Linked DNA regions of Mus musculus: region 1 is linked to region 2. Evidence: chromatin contacts called from ENCODE Hi-C data. All regions are on one chromosome and are shown on one strand. Each heading gives the region's core, a stretch centred on a gene start or an enhancer-like site at or near the end of the contact. The rest is flanking DNA. Distances are from core to core; before and after follow the strand shown. Region 1 holds the start of Crtap (cartilage associated protein). Region 2 holds the start of Bcl2a1c (B cell leukemia/lymphoma 2 related protein A1c).

Evidence for each region. Hi-C counts contacts between places; a loop is a spot of excess contacts on that map.
Region 1: a loop to region 2 is called in a map of mouse trophoblast stem cell, with 2.8 times the contacts of the local background. The contact joins the promoter of Crtap here to the promoter of Bcl2a1c in region 2. A Hi-C loop is called at or near these places in 11 of 37 maps with a recorded cell type or tissue (CH12.LX, T-helper 17 cell, T-helper 2 cell and 4 more).

The regions. Positions count from the first base shown.
Region 1 is chr9:114,386,428-114,392,812 of GRCm38, reverse strand. Crtap (cartilage associated protein) reads left to right here and starts at 2,101. Exons shown (of 7, transcript NM_019922.2): 1 at 2,101-2,681. The coding sequence starts at 2,214.
Region 2 is chr9:114,328,514-114,335,415 of GRCm38, reverse strand. Bcl2a1c (B cell leukemia/lymphoma 2 related protein A1c) reads right to left here and starts at 5,281. Exons shown (of 1, transcript NM_007535.2): 1 at 4,838-5,281. The coding sequence starts at 5,260. The coding sequence ends at 4,874.

The sequences.
Region 1 (6,385 bases), core at 852-3,351, 61 kb before region 2:
TTAACGCAGCTACATAATGTAGGTCAGACAAATACCCACCCTCCCTAGTTCTGAGAACCAAACCCAGGACCTCGCACATATTAGGTAAGTACTCAGCCATTTTTTACAATTTTAATTTTTTAAAAGCTTGCGTCCAGAGGTATTTTGCTTGCCTGGTGTACCACACATGGGCCTGGTGGTTACAGAGGCCAGAAGAGGGAATCGAATGCCCGGAAATAGAGTCACATGAGGTGGTGAGGCACCATGTGCATGCTGAGAATCGAACCCAAGATCTCTGGGAGGGAAGACTGTTCTTAACCACTGAGCCATCTCTGCAGCTTTGTTTTTTGTTTTTGTTTTTGTTTTTTTGAGACAAGGTTTCTCTGTGTAGCCCTGGCTGTCCTGGAACTCACTCTGTAGACCAGGCTGGCCTCGAACTCAGAAATCTGCCTGCCTCTGCCTCCAGAGTGCTGGGATTAAAGGCGTACGCCACCTAGCCCGGCTGTTAATTAGTATTTGAGATAAGGTATGGCCATAACAAATACAAGAAGACCAACTACTGGTTGCTCTCATTTACAGAGAAGGTGCTTGATTTATTCAGATTTTTTAAAAAAAGATTTATTTATTATATGTAAGTACACTGTAGCTGTCCTCAGATACTCCAGAAGAGCGCATCAGATTTCGTTACGGATGGTTTGTGAGCCACCATGTGGTTGCTGGGAATTGAACTCAGGATCTCTGGAGGAGCAGTCAGTGCTCTTAACCACTGAGCCATCTCTCCAGCCCTTATTCAGATTTCTGATATCTCCAATTCTAATCTTACAGTCATATGATCTAATATTAATCCCAACGCCCATCCATTTATTGAATAGCACAGTAAATACAGTATTGAAAAGGAATGAGGAATTCTTGTTGTAATAAATCCTTTACAGGAACCTCCCCAAGAACCTGGTTTTCCTGGCCTCCTGACCGGGAACCGCACCCAGGTACCACAGCACGGGTGTGGAGGTCAAACATTGACGTGGAGGAGCCGATTCTGTTTTCCCAAAGTGTCCTGAGATTGAACTCAGGTCATCAGGCTTGGTACCAAGTGCCTTTAGCAGCTAATCTCGGAAGTTCTAAATACCTTCTGTTTTTGTTTGTTTGTTTTAGACAAGGTCTCATTGTGTAGCCTAGGCTGCTCCGGAACTCAGAGACTCACTGCTTCTGCCTTCTAAAAGTGCTGGGATCAAAGGTGAGCCAGTCAGCTTCTAAGTTTTACAAAAGGGTATGTGTATATGTATGTGTGTGTATATATATATATATATATATATATATATATATATATATATATATATACATACATACATACATACATATTTTACAAAAGGGTATGTGTATATGTATGTATGTATATATATATAGTTTTGAATTCTATCCCTATACCTTTGCTGTAAACTATTTCAAAGTGTACAGAATTTTTTTTTTCAAGACAGGGTTTCTCTGTGTAGCCTTGGCTGTCCTGGAACTCACTCTGTAGACCAGGCTGGCCTCGAACTCAGAGATCCGCCTGCCTCTGCCTCCCGAGTGCTGGGATTAAAGGCGTGCGCCACCACGCCCAGCTCAGAATTTTTTTCTTAATGCTGTCTTCATCATATAGCTCAGGTAAATTCCTCCAGCATCCTAAGACGTAATATATCCTCAACTAGACAAGTCACACGATATTCAAGGAGCCACCGGTATTCTTACTAATTTTATCCATGCAACATCCTCTAAAACCTTAGGTCAATAGCATTGCTATTCAAAGTGTGAAGCCTGTAAACCCGCAGCCTATTATTTATGGCAGGCTTAGCGATGTAAATTTGAAATAAATTTGAACTATAGTGGGAGTTTAAGGCTAATCTGGGCTACAGCTAGGAGACCGAGTCGAAAACTAAAACGCACCCCAACCAGGATGTGGTGAACCAGAAATTAGGCGTGCGCGGCCCATACATTCTTAAAGTGATTATAAACTTTCTTTCCTGTCAAAGATGGGAGTTCCACGCACCGCAGGCTGGCCTGGAATTCACTTGGGTCCTACCCCTCCACCTTTCAGAGGCAAAGGCTGAGCACCTCCTCCAGGCACGCCCATCTCGGTCCCCCGGCGAGGAGGTCTGCCGGACGGGGCGGGCCACGGCCCGCTTCCCCGCCTCCCTTCCTAGGCCTGCCGCGTCGCGCGTCCTCAGCTCGGGGCTCTGGTTCGTGGGCCACGCGCGATGGGGCCCCGCAGCCCTACGGCCGCGTTGCTGGTGCTGCTGTGTGTCGGGTGCGCGCCGACCCCCGGGCGCGGGCAGTACGAGCGCTACAGCTTCCGCAGCTTCCCGCGGGACGAGCTGATGCCGCTCGAGTCGGCCTACCGCCACGCGCTCGACCAGTACAGCGGCGAGCACTGGGCCGAGAGCGTGGGCTACCTGGAGGTGAGCCTGCGGCTGCACCGTCTGCTGCGCGACAGCGAGGCCTTCTGCCACCGCAACTGCAGCGCGGCCACGCCAGCACCCGCGCCCGCCGGCCCGGCCAGCCACGCCGAACTACGCCTCTTCGGCAGCGTGCTGCGCCGCGCGCAGTGCCTCAAGCGCTGCAAGCAGGGCCTGCCCGCCTTCCGCCAGTCGCAGCCCAGCCGCTCAGTGCTGGCGGACTTTCAGCAGCGCGAGCCCTACAAGTTTCTGCAGTTCGCCTACTTCAAGGTAAGGGCACTCGCCCCACCCCGAACCCCGCCCTGCCAAACCCCGCCCACTCTACCGAGCCGCTCTCTGTCGAGCCCAGGTCGCCGCCCCCGAGCCCCGCCCACAGAACCCCTTCCGGCTGATCCGGTCTAGCCGACCCCAGCTCCCAAACCACTTCTGCCCTATCCCAATCCCCCCAGCAAGCCTGCAGTCCAGTTGAGCCTCGCCCACCCAGGCCCCGCCAATCACATCTCCTGTCCTGTGTCCAGGACCATCCCCCTCTGCACAATCACCCTCCCTCAAAATTTGTCCTACCGAACAGGGTCCAATCTTGCCCCACCCTCCCTTGTGAGCGCTCACCAGCAGCATCCCATATTGGGCCTCCCTTGGGCCACTTCTCTAGGTCTAGCCCCACCAAGCCCAAGGCTCAGCCCTGCCACTCAACCTCGAGCATCATTCCTTTATCCTTTGATTTTTTTTTTCTCATTTATATTTTTATGTGCGTGCGTGCTGTGTGAAATCTGTGTGCCTGTGTCTGTGTGTATACCATGTCATACGTGTGTGGATGCCTATGGAGGCCAGAAGAGGGCAGCAGATCCCTTGGAGCTGAAATTAGAGGTGATTGTGAGCCACCCAGTGTAACCTGAGTACAGGGAACAGAGAGAACTTTGGGTCCTCTGCAAGGGCAGGACGTGCCCTTATCCACTGAGCTATGGCTCCAGTCCCCTTCACCCAGGTTCTGCCACAGAGCTCTGCTAAAGCTCTCCAAATCCCGCCCTTCCTCCTTCATCTTGAGCATAAAAATTATTTTCTCTCACTCTCTCTTTTTTTCCTCATGTAACCTGGGCTGGCTTCAGAACTGCTATATAGTGGAGGCTGATGGTGAATTCTTTATCCTCCTGCCTGCATACCTCCTGCATGCTCCACCCCTCCCAGCTCCTGTGAAAATTGTTTGCAGCCTGTGCTGAGGTAGCAAATATGCCACAGGGCCCCAGCAGAGTACTTGGAACTGGAAGGAGGGCTTTGTAAATGCGGCCTGCTCTTTGAGGGGCAAACTCCTCTGCTCAGGGAAGTGTGTGCAGATCCCAGGTTCATCTCTGCTCCCTCTCTCTGTCTCTGTCTCCCTCTGTCATCTAGAATTTAAGACAGATCATTTACTGCCTCTTCTCTTTGGCTGCTTAAATTCTGCCTGTGATTGCTTGCTAAAAATAGCCACAAATTGCAGCTCCCTGCCCTCTAAGTCCTTGCTCTGGGAGGTTTGAATTCCCAGTTGCTGGACAGAAGGGTGTCAGCTTGTTGGGCCTTCACGGGGCTGAGGCAGAGAGAGAACTCTCAAAACCCAATTTCTACTTTTTCTGGTTAAGAAAAAAAAATTTTTTTTTTGCTTTTATTAATTTAATCAATGTGTGTGCACAAGTGGGCACACAGTGTGCACGAGTGAAGGTCAGAGGACAGTTTGTGGAGTCTGTTGTCTCCTAGCACGTGGGCTCCAGGCGTCGATCTTAGTCATCCGGCTTGGTGGCAAGCACCTTTATGCACTGAGCCATCTTGCTGGCCCTCCTCTTCCTCAGTGCTCTTCCTCGGTGCCTAGATCAAGTCTCAGGTCATTGGCTGCCTGCAAAGCCTTCCCTTCTCTCCAACTGCCAGCTCAGGTTTTCCTCACAAGTCCAACCAGCCAGAGGCCACCTCCTGCCATTCTCCGGGCATCAGCCTTGACACCTGCCCTCTCCAGCCTCCCCGCCTTGCCACATGAAAGCCACCATTGAATCCAGATGACTTGGCTCAAGTTTAGGGGCATTCAGGGACAGATTGACGCCTCTCTTAATACCTTATTCTCAAGAATTTGATGTGGCTTACATGCTTGTCTCTCTGTCTGTCTGTCTGTCTGTCTGTCTGTCTGTCTGTCTCTGTTTCTCATTCTGTGTGTGTGTGGTGTGTGTGTGTGTGTATCTCTCTCTTTAAACCTAGTCACCATCCCTGTCTTAGAGTGCTCCTTCAGGAAGGCTGACAGGGGCCTTGGATGCCTGAGTGGTTGAGGCCCTTCTGACTGCCAGATTGTGCCAGGATTCTGTCAAAATGTGGGGCCTCAGGCTGCCGTCCTCTCGGGGAGCCTGGTGCATCACACCTGTCTGCCTGCGTTGGTTACTTCTCTCCTTACTGTGACCCAGTGCCCAGAGCTAACTTAAGGAAGGAAGAAGGTGGGCTGGTGAGCTGGCTCAGTGGTTAAGAGCGCCGACTGCTCTTCCAAAAGTCCTGAGTTCAAATCCCAGCAACCACATGGTGGCTCACAACCATCCATAACGAAATCTGATGCTCTCTTCTGGAGTGTCTGAAGACAGCTACAGTGTACTTACATATAATAAATAAAAAGATTTAAAAAAAAAAAGGAAGGAAGAAGGCTCACAGTTTGCAGGTACCGTTGGTCATCAAGGGCAGGTCAAGGCAGCCGGAGCAGGGGGTGGCTGGCCACATTGTACCCCAGCCCCACATTCCCAGTCAGGAAGCAGAGAGAGATGGATGCTGGTTCTTAGTTGAATTTCTCTTTGTTAAGCAGTCTGGGAAGCCAGTGGGCAGATAATCCCGACTGAAACTTTAGATAGTTCCTTTCAGGTATGCTGAGTGACTCGTGTCCTGGGTGGTTCTGCATCTAGACCCCATCAAGTCGGGAATGGGGATTTATTATCACACTGCTTTGTAAGGTCCCCCCACCCCCAGCATGCCTGTCCTGTTTGAGATCGTCTGTGTTCCTGCTATTTCTAGTCAGGTGGCCAGCACTAAACCCAGGGTCATGGCCCCTGAAGCTCCTACAGCAGCAATATGGGTGAACTGACTGTCACCAGCCTGCTTCCTGGAAACAGTGCCCACTGATAGACGATGCTCCACAAATATCTGCGGGGGAGATGAGTCAGAGGGACCAGAGTCCCTGAGAATGGAGGCAGAGGGTTCTGAGAGAGTTCTGCAAGCATTAATGTGTTGGCCAAGGTTCCGCCAGAAAAGATAACATGAGGAAGATTTATTAAGACAGTTGTTTATAGAAGCGTGCAGGGGTACACACGGGATCTTCTAATCCCTAGCACTAGGGCCACTCAGGGGTACCCAGCCCTTGGCCAGAAGGAGCAGGGGAGTAAGTTGGGAGGAGTGACCACATGGAGCAGGCCATCTTGACAGGATCCGAGACCTTCAGTTTGGGAACAGTCAGGGGTCGCCGTAGGAAGAAAGTCAGAAGATGAAACAGACCACAGCCTCCTTTTAGCTCCCCACTGGGCTCCTCATGGCTAACCTCTGAGCCAGCCAGAGGGCCTGGGGTTTGCTGGAAACGCCACCCTCCTGGGGCTTAGATGGTGCAGGCAGTGGAAGGTAGGCAGGAAAGGCACTCAGGGCTGGCCCAGGTCTTGAGAGGCCTTGAAAAGTCATTGCTCTCGTAACTGGAAATGTCATCTAAGTAAAGAGGGAACCGAAGGGCTCCCTGAGGAGGCTGGTGCCCTAGCTCAGCTGGTAGAGTAATTGCCTGGCATGCAGCAGGCTTTGGGCCCCATCAGTGTATGAGACTGGCTCTATTCACGCATGCCTGTGATCCCAACACTTGGGGAGATAAAGGCAGGAGGGTCAGAAGTTCAAGGTCATTATCAGCCTTGAGGCTAGCCCAAGCTACGTAGGAGTGGGTTAAGAAAGGAAGGAAGGAAGGAAGGAAGGAAGGAAGGAAGGAAAGGAGGGAGGGAAGGAAG
Region 2 (6,902 bases), core at 4,032-6,531:
TATTAATTGAAGAATGATTTTGTTAGGAAAGGTGTGGTCAGCCCTCTATCTTCCCTCCCCCATCCCTTCCTTTTCTTCCTACCTCATTTCCTGGGTAATTCTCCCATATTTCAGCAAGAGGGCTCTTAACAGATGCAGCCCATCAATGCTGGTGCCTTGGATGCCAGCACTCTCAGACTCCCTAAACGTCTTCTTTTTTTTTTTTCTTATAATTTACTGTGTGAGATATTATAGCCTTACAAAGCAGACTGGCACATAGTACACCAATAATCCAAAAAAATTTAAAAACTCTGGATTTTTTGAAAGCTATAAGCAGATATGCCATCACTTCTCTAGAGATAATTCATTCAAGAGCTGTTTTTGGTGATCTGGGGCTAGAGTTCAATGGTGGAGCATGTGCTTAGCAGCCACAGGTCCTGACTACGGATACCGTTAGAAATACCTTTACTGAGATGGATGGTTGATCAGTCATCTGTACACCTCTGTATATTCACTCTGCCCATTCACTTTGTCACTAACTAACAACACTGTTATTTAAAGCAAGAAGAAAGAAAATGGGAGGGGAGGGAGGGAAGGAAAAGGGAATAGGACCTCTTAGCTTAACTCTGACAACTCTTAGTATTCTGCTTACTTGCAAGGGACCAATTTGGTGTATCCTACTTCTAAAAGGGATTTCTGTTTGCACCTAGGGTAGTTTTAAAAATTATATTTAAACTTCTTGGGACTTCCCATTGTTCCTCATACTTACACAATTCTATTTACATAGTCACAAACTACTAGAAAGTATTCTAGTTCTTTTAGTACAGGTATTATTGCCTTTATTTTATTGAGTTTATACTATATTATTACATCATGCTATATTATGTTATACACATTACATAGGAAGTCTGAATCTTGGAGTATTTCCTAGATAATTTACCTTAGGATATGCCTCTAATAAGTAGGAAAATTCAGAGTTCAAGCCTCAGATTTCTATGTCGGTTCCTGAGAGCAATAGCTATGTGCCGGCAACTCTCTGTACAACGGGGCTTATGCTGAGCATGAAGGATACAGTGTTGTGTATAAAAGTATAGCTCCTCACCCCTGTGGAGCTAATGACCAAGAACTCTTCTTTATTCCATAAAAACACAGAAAAAGTGTTTCATTAAAGAGTATGGAAGTAGGAAAGTCACTTGAATCAAACTAAAGCATGGTTTCCAAAGGGTGAGACACTGAGTTTCATCTTAGGTGCATTCTTAGTTTTTGTGATAGGTCTTACCCACACTTGGTCTTGAAATTACCCCGTGCTCAAGCAATGTTCCTCTAGTCTTTCCCTTTGAGTTGCTGAGACTACAGACACCCAGCTACTAAAATGTATTCCAGTAGCTTTAGGAACGCTCTTTTCCTCTCAAATGCTGACAATAGGGGAAAAATCATATTAATCTTCTACCAGACATTATGAGTTCAACCACGCACTTCAACTGGTAGAGGAGACTGGAGAAAATAATAGTAAATGTAGAAGATTAAGAAAAACAGAGAAGACAGGTTGAAACTAAAGGGACCATGTAAGACATGGAAAGAACAGAGGAAGGAGGAGAGGGAAGAAAGAGAAGGAATGGAAAAATGAAGAGAGGGATGGAAGGAGTGAGATTATCCATCCCATTACAGATAATAATCTCATGTTTATCCCCTCAGTGCAGCTGAGGTCCCTGCTGATTAATTCCTAACACAAGTGGACCGCACAACTTTTGGAGTCTAAATGTACTTAAATTTGCTAAATAGGAGTTAGCAGCATTAGTATTAGTGTTAGTATTAATGTTAGCATTTATTAGTAATAACAATAGTATTAAAGTTGTACTGAGTGCTCACTTGTAGGAATTGCTATGAATCCTTTGTGTGTGAGTAACATGTGATCCTTGTGCCAACCCAAGTAGATAGGCTTCAATATGGCCTATTTTTACCGAGGAGGAAACAAAGTATAGAGAAATTACCTAGGTTGTTTCAGTCACAAGGATTAAAGCACTGAACCCTGAAATGAAGCCAGCCCTGTTTTAATTGGAGTTAGTGCTGTTCATATCTGTGTTGTGCTCCTGTACCACATCTGGCTCTGAAATTCTCACAGTGTTTCCTTGCATGGTTCCAGTGTAATACAACCATAGGTTTCATGGTTTTTGATCAGTTTGGTAGTTTCCCTTTCAGAAAAGGAAAAAGGGTAAAATGTAAAATATCCATTTCCCCTTCCTACTGGACCACCTGACCATTGACATAGACATGGGGCTGTATGTTTTCTACAAAATGAACCATTCAAAGTAAACTAAATCATCAGAGCAGATTTTACAGTTGCACTGTGAAAAAAAAGAAAAGGTACCATTTTGCCATGCCTGTGTCTAGGGGCTCACTAGATATCACTGTTTGCCATTAGCAGAATAAGTGATTTCTTTTAGCTGTAATACAGTATTGAGATTGCTTTAAAATGATCTCAAACACCTCTTCTATCATGTTGACAACATAATCTCCCATCTGTAAATGGGAAGATCTGAGAATCTGCATAGGAGCTATGTACAAGGTATGTGTGTGTGTTTGTGTGTGTGTGAGAGAGGGGGTGGTCTTTCATACCTCTAGTAAGGTAGAGTTTCCCTAATATATATATATTATGCTAATATATATTATGCTAATATATATATGCTAATATCTCTGTGACTCCCTGATAATGAATGCATTTCTAGAGATTCTAAGAGACCACTCCAAACCATTCATTGCTTGGAATTTTAAGAATTCACACAATGCCTTAGTAAGGAGTTAGGTTTTTGAGTATCAGATACTCTGTCTTGCACATGCTGTGCTAGGCAATGGGAAGGAACATAGTGTAAACCTATAGAGCTTGTGGGGCTCTTTGCTCTATGCTCAGTTGTGGCTGCTGGGCTAGAAGACATTTGTCTTCACTTAAGGTGTACACAGTGCAGCAGACATTTTTCTGACATGTTTTAGCTAAACCCAATTCAGGCCAAGTTAGAAAGAAGAGTAGTTGAAAAGGGGGACTGACTTACAGTAAGACAGCACTAAGCAAGCAGACTTCTAACAAATCAGAAATGGAACAGCCAGTGTTCAATAAAGTCAATTGCACCAAACTTTTAAATACTTGTAATTAATGAAAACATAAACAATTTTTAGAAGATAAGAAACAAACTGAAAATAATCTGTCACATATAGGAATTCTCAGAGTTCTTATAAGTTAATAAATCCATTGAAAACTGGGCAAAACAGGCAATTCTAAGAATTAGTCAGTAAACATGAATATATGCTCAACATGAAGAGAAGCTCTACTAGTAACAAGGGGAAAAGAATTAGCACAGAATAACTAGGTGTGTGTATTTAGAGTAACAAAGTGGAGAAAGTTAATAGATTAATAGGGCCTCATTCTAGAGGACTTGGACCAAGGGAATACTGGATAGTCTCAACATGCTCTGGCAGGTTTATAACTTGGTAGGACCACTATGGAAGGGAAAACTCCAGTAATTTCAAAGTGGATATACACCATGAGCAAGTAACTCTACAAGCATATATCCACCCTAGAAATCATACCTACATGCAGGAAAAGGTCTGGAAATAACTCAAATAAATATATGCCAGCTGGAAGAGACCAGCTCTTCAACAACATGTACACACAGCAAAACATACGAAGAACTCTTAATTTTTATTTATGGTTCTAGGTGTGGGATTAGAGATCTTGTTCACACAATACAGGGACTCCACGATTGATGTACTTCCTCAGACCATAAAATATTCTTTACAATGTTATTTTAAGTGTACTGGGTTGACGAAAGAAGTTACAGAATAAATCTATGTACTATTTGGATGAGGAGATGAAGGAGTCCTTCATGTGACCAGAGGTGGCCTTCTACTGATTTACTATGTAGTTGCAGTTGACCTTAAAGTTTTGGTCCTATTATCTTTCTTTCCATGGTTCCAGAATGGGCACTTCCATGTATAGCCCAGATACCAATTTGTAAAATATTTCCCAGAAAGACTAACCATGAAGCTAAGGATACAGTACACTGAGAAAACATATACTCAGACCACATTAGGCTCTAGATTTGATCCCTAGTGACTTTGTGGGGGAGTCTGGTTAGCTACACATGATAGTGTGCTAAGAAAATGGAAAAAAGTATGTAAGTAATGAATGTACAAAAGCATACACATAGTTGACTATTACTATACAATGAAGTACATATGACAGTATTTAATACCAGCTCTTTCTGTACTAGTTCTCAATTGTCATGGGAAACTCTAGCAAAAGGCAGGCGCTTGGGGATCTTCACTGCTGATATTGAAGATATGGTTTTAAAAAATATGGTGCTGTTCTTAAGCCCAGACCTCACAGCTAGAATTAAAGCTGGAAACACAAATGTTCTCCAGCTATAAAAAGAAGGGGGGGTAGTGGGCTGGAGAGATGGCTCAGCAGTTTAGAGCACTGACTGCTCTTTCAGAGGTCCTGAGTGCAATTCCCAGCAGCCACATGTTTGGTTCACAATCATCTGTAATGGGATCTCATACCCTCTTCAGATGTGTTTGAAGACAGTGGCAGTGTACTCACATACATAAAATAAATGTATAATCTTATTTAAAAAGCCTAAAAAAAAACATTTCCAGTAGAAGCCATTGGAAATGACCCAGGGGATTTTTGTTTAGTTTAATTTTAACTCAGAGTATCTAAAAATAAGGCATACAAACAGAGTGAAGTCCTTTGATTGTTACTTTCTTGTTTGTTTTAATTAGTAAGGAAACTCTTCATTCTTATTCTTCAGTAGAATATATATATATATATATATATATATATATATATATAGTCATCACACATACCCAGTCTCCATTCTGCCATATCCATTCTCCTGTGTTATTCATGATGAATTCTGCCCCAAAACTGGAAACTTGTTTGTAAGCACGTACATCCAGGGCAATCTGCTCTTGTGGAAGTTTTTTTGAGGAGAACACCCCCAAAGGCAAATATAGTCACAATCCTTCCCCAATTAATGATGCCATTTTCAAACTCTTTTTCCATCACTTGGTTGAATATTATTCTGGTGGTATCTATGGATTCCACGTGAAAGTCATCCAAGTATGACTTTAGGTTCTTTCCAACTTCCTTCTGAACGGAGAAAGCAACTCTTTGTAGCACTCTGAATGCTTGGCTTGGAGCCGACTCAAAGGCGGGTACCTGTAGCACATACTGAAGGTAGTGCTCAGCCAGGGAGTGGATATGCATGAGCTCGTACTCAGCCATCTTCCCTGGCAGAGCTGACTGCAGCTGTCCACCTAGAGGCCACGGAGGCAAAGACTGCAAAGACAGGTCTTGTCAGGGGAGGAACCCTAATCATATCTGGAGGCTGTTGGAATTTCTGTTTGCATCATGTCACAGCGTCCTTCCTTCTCGTCACTTATGTGCGTGGGCGGTCTGTGAAAGCCAAAGTTCGGTCCATGAAGGAGGAAAATGTCTTAGAGCAACACACCACTTCCTCTTCCTCTTCTCATTCAGTTTAAAAGTCAAAAATGAGAGGATGTGGAGAAACAAGATCCCTGTAAGTGGCTGGGAACTAGAGGCCCTTCAAAGTCACTCTGGCAGTAGTACACTTAAGAAGTAGATAGACCAGGTTGAGAAGAGAAAAAGTTAGCTCTTTTCATCAAGTTATAATTTCTGATAGAAAACAATCCGGCTTTAAACCCAACTCAGTACGTACTTCATTTTAAGTATTCATTTATTTTTTTCTTTGTATTTGCCTGAGAGTATGTATATGTATCTCGTGCATGAATACCCACAGAACTGAGAAGAGGGTGTCGGATCCCTTAGAACATGAGTAACAGGCATCCTGGTGCAGGTGCTGGGACTAAACCTGGGATCCCCTGAAACAGCAGCAAGTGTTCTTAATTCCTGAGTTACTCACCTCTCTAGTCCTTAAAACATTTTCTTATATCACATACATTATTCATTATCTGGGTTAGAAATCATGGGAAACACTAGGAGTACTGACATAAGAGTCATAGTGCCTTGTCTCCGTTGTAGACAAATCCTTCTTCCTGTTTATTGTGGCTTTGGCTTGAACTTGAAAAACGAAGCCAACGAGACTGACTTTAGATGCGTGGGGTGAAACTAAAGATGACCTAAATACTGCTCCTGTTACTGTGTCTGTGAGATATAGGTGCTTCATGATGCTCCTCTTCATTCTGCCATGAAGGAATGAGGATTTGGCTTCTCAGTTACCCCCAGACCCAGTGAGTACAGAACTTCCAGAGTCCACAATTTGAAGTTAAGAGAAAATATATCATTTTGTTGAGCTTTGATAAGCAACTCTGAGAGCTTAGTGGAGATTATGAAATCAGTGGTTAAGGCAACATTGAAACTTTGAATTGCATCTTAAGTCCCCTCACCTAAGTATGTAGCAGTGAAAGCAGCTGCTGAATGCATGGAGATGAGGAGCTATGTTTGCCTGAAGAGTCAGTGGTGGAGAAATGGAAATAATTCACATCCTTGGAAATAGCAACTGTTTCCTCTTCCCGTTTCCTTCTTCATACATGCAACGACTTTGATTCTTTGCATCAGCATCTTATGAGCAATGGCAAACACAGAAGAGTAATTCATTTACGACTTGTATTTATGAACCATTACTATAAAGTTGAGAAGGGAGGGAGAGAGGCTGCTCAGAGTGCTATGAAATAGAAACTTGTGGTAGATGTGGAGATGTGGAAACACACAACAGTTATTGATTCAAAGCTAGCCAACCTGTCTTAAACCTACCACCAACTGCATTAGAGGCCACAGGTCCCACTGCCTGTTTCCATTCAGTGATAGCAAGGCAGGACTCTGAAGCCACACTCCCATACAAGCCAATGTCCTCAGAAGGAAACCAGTTATACAAGTTTCTGCAACA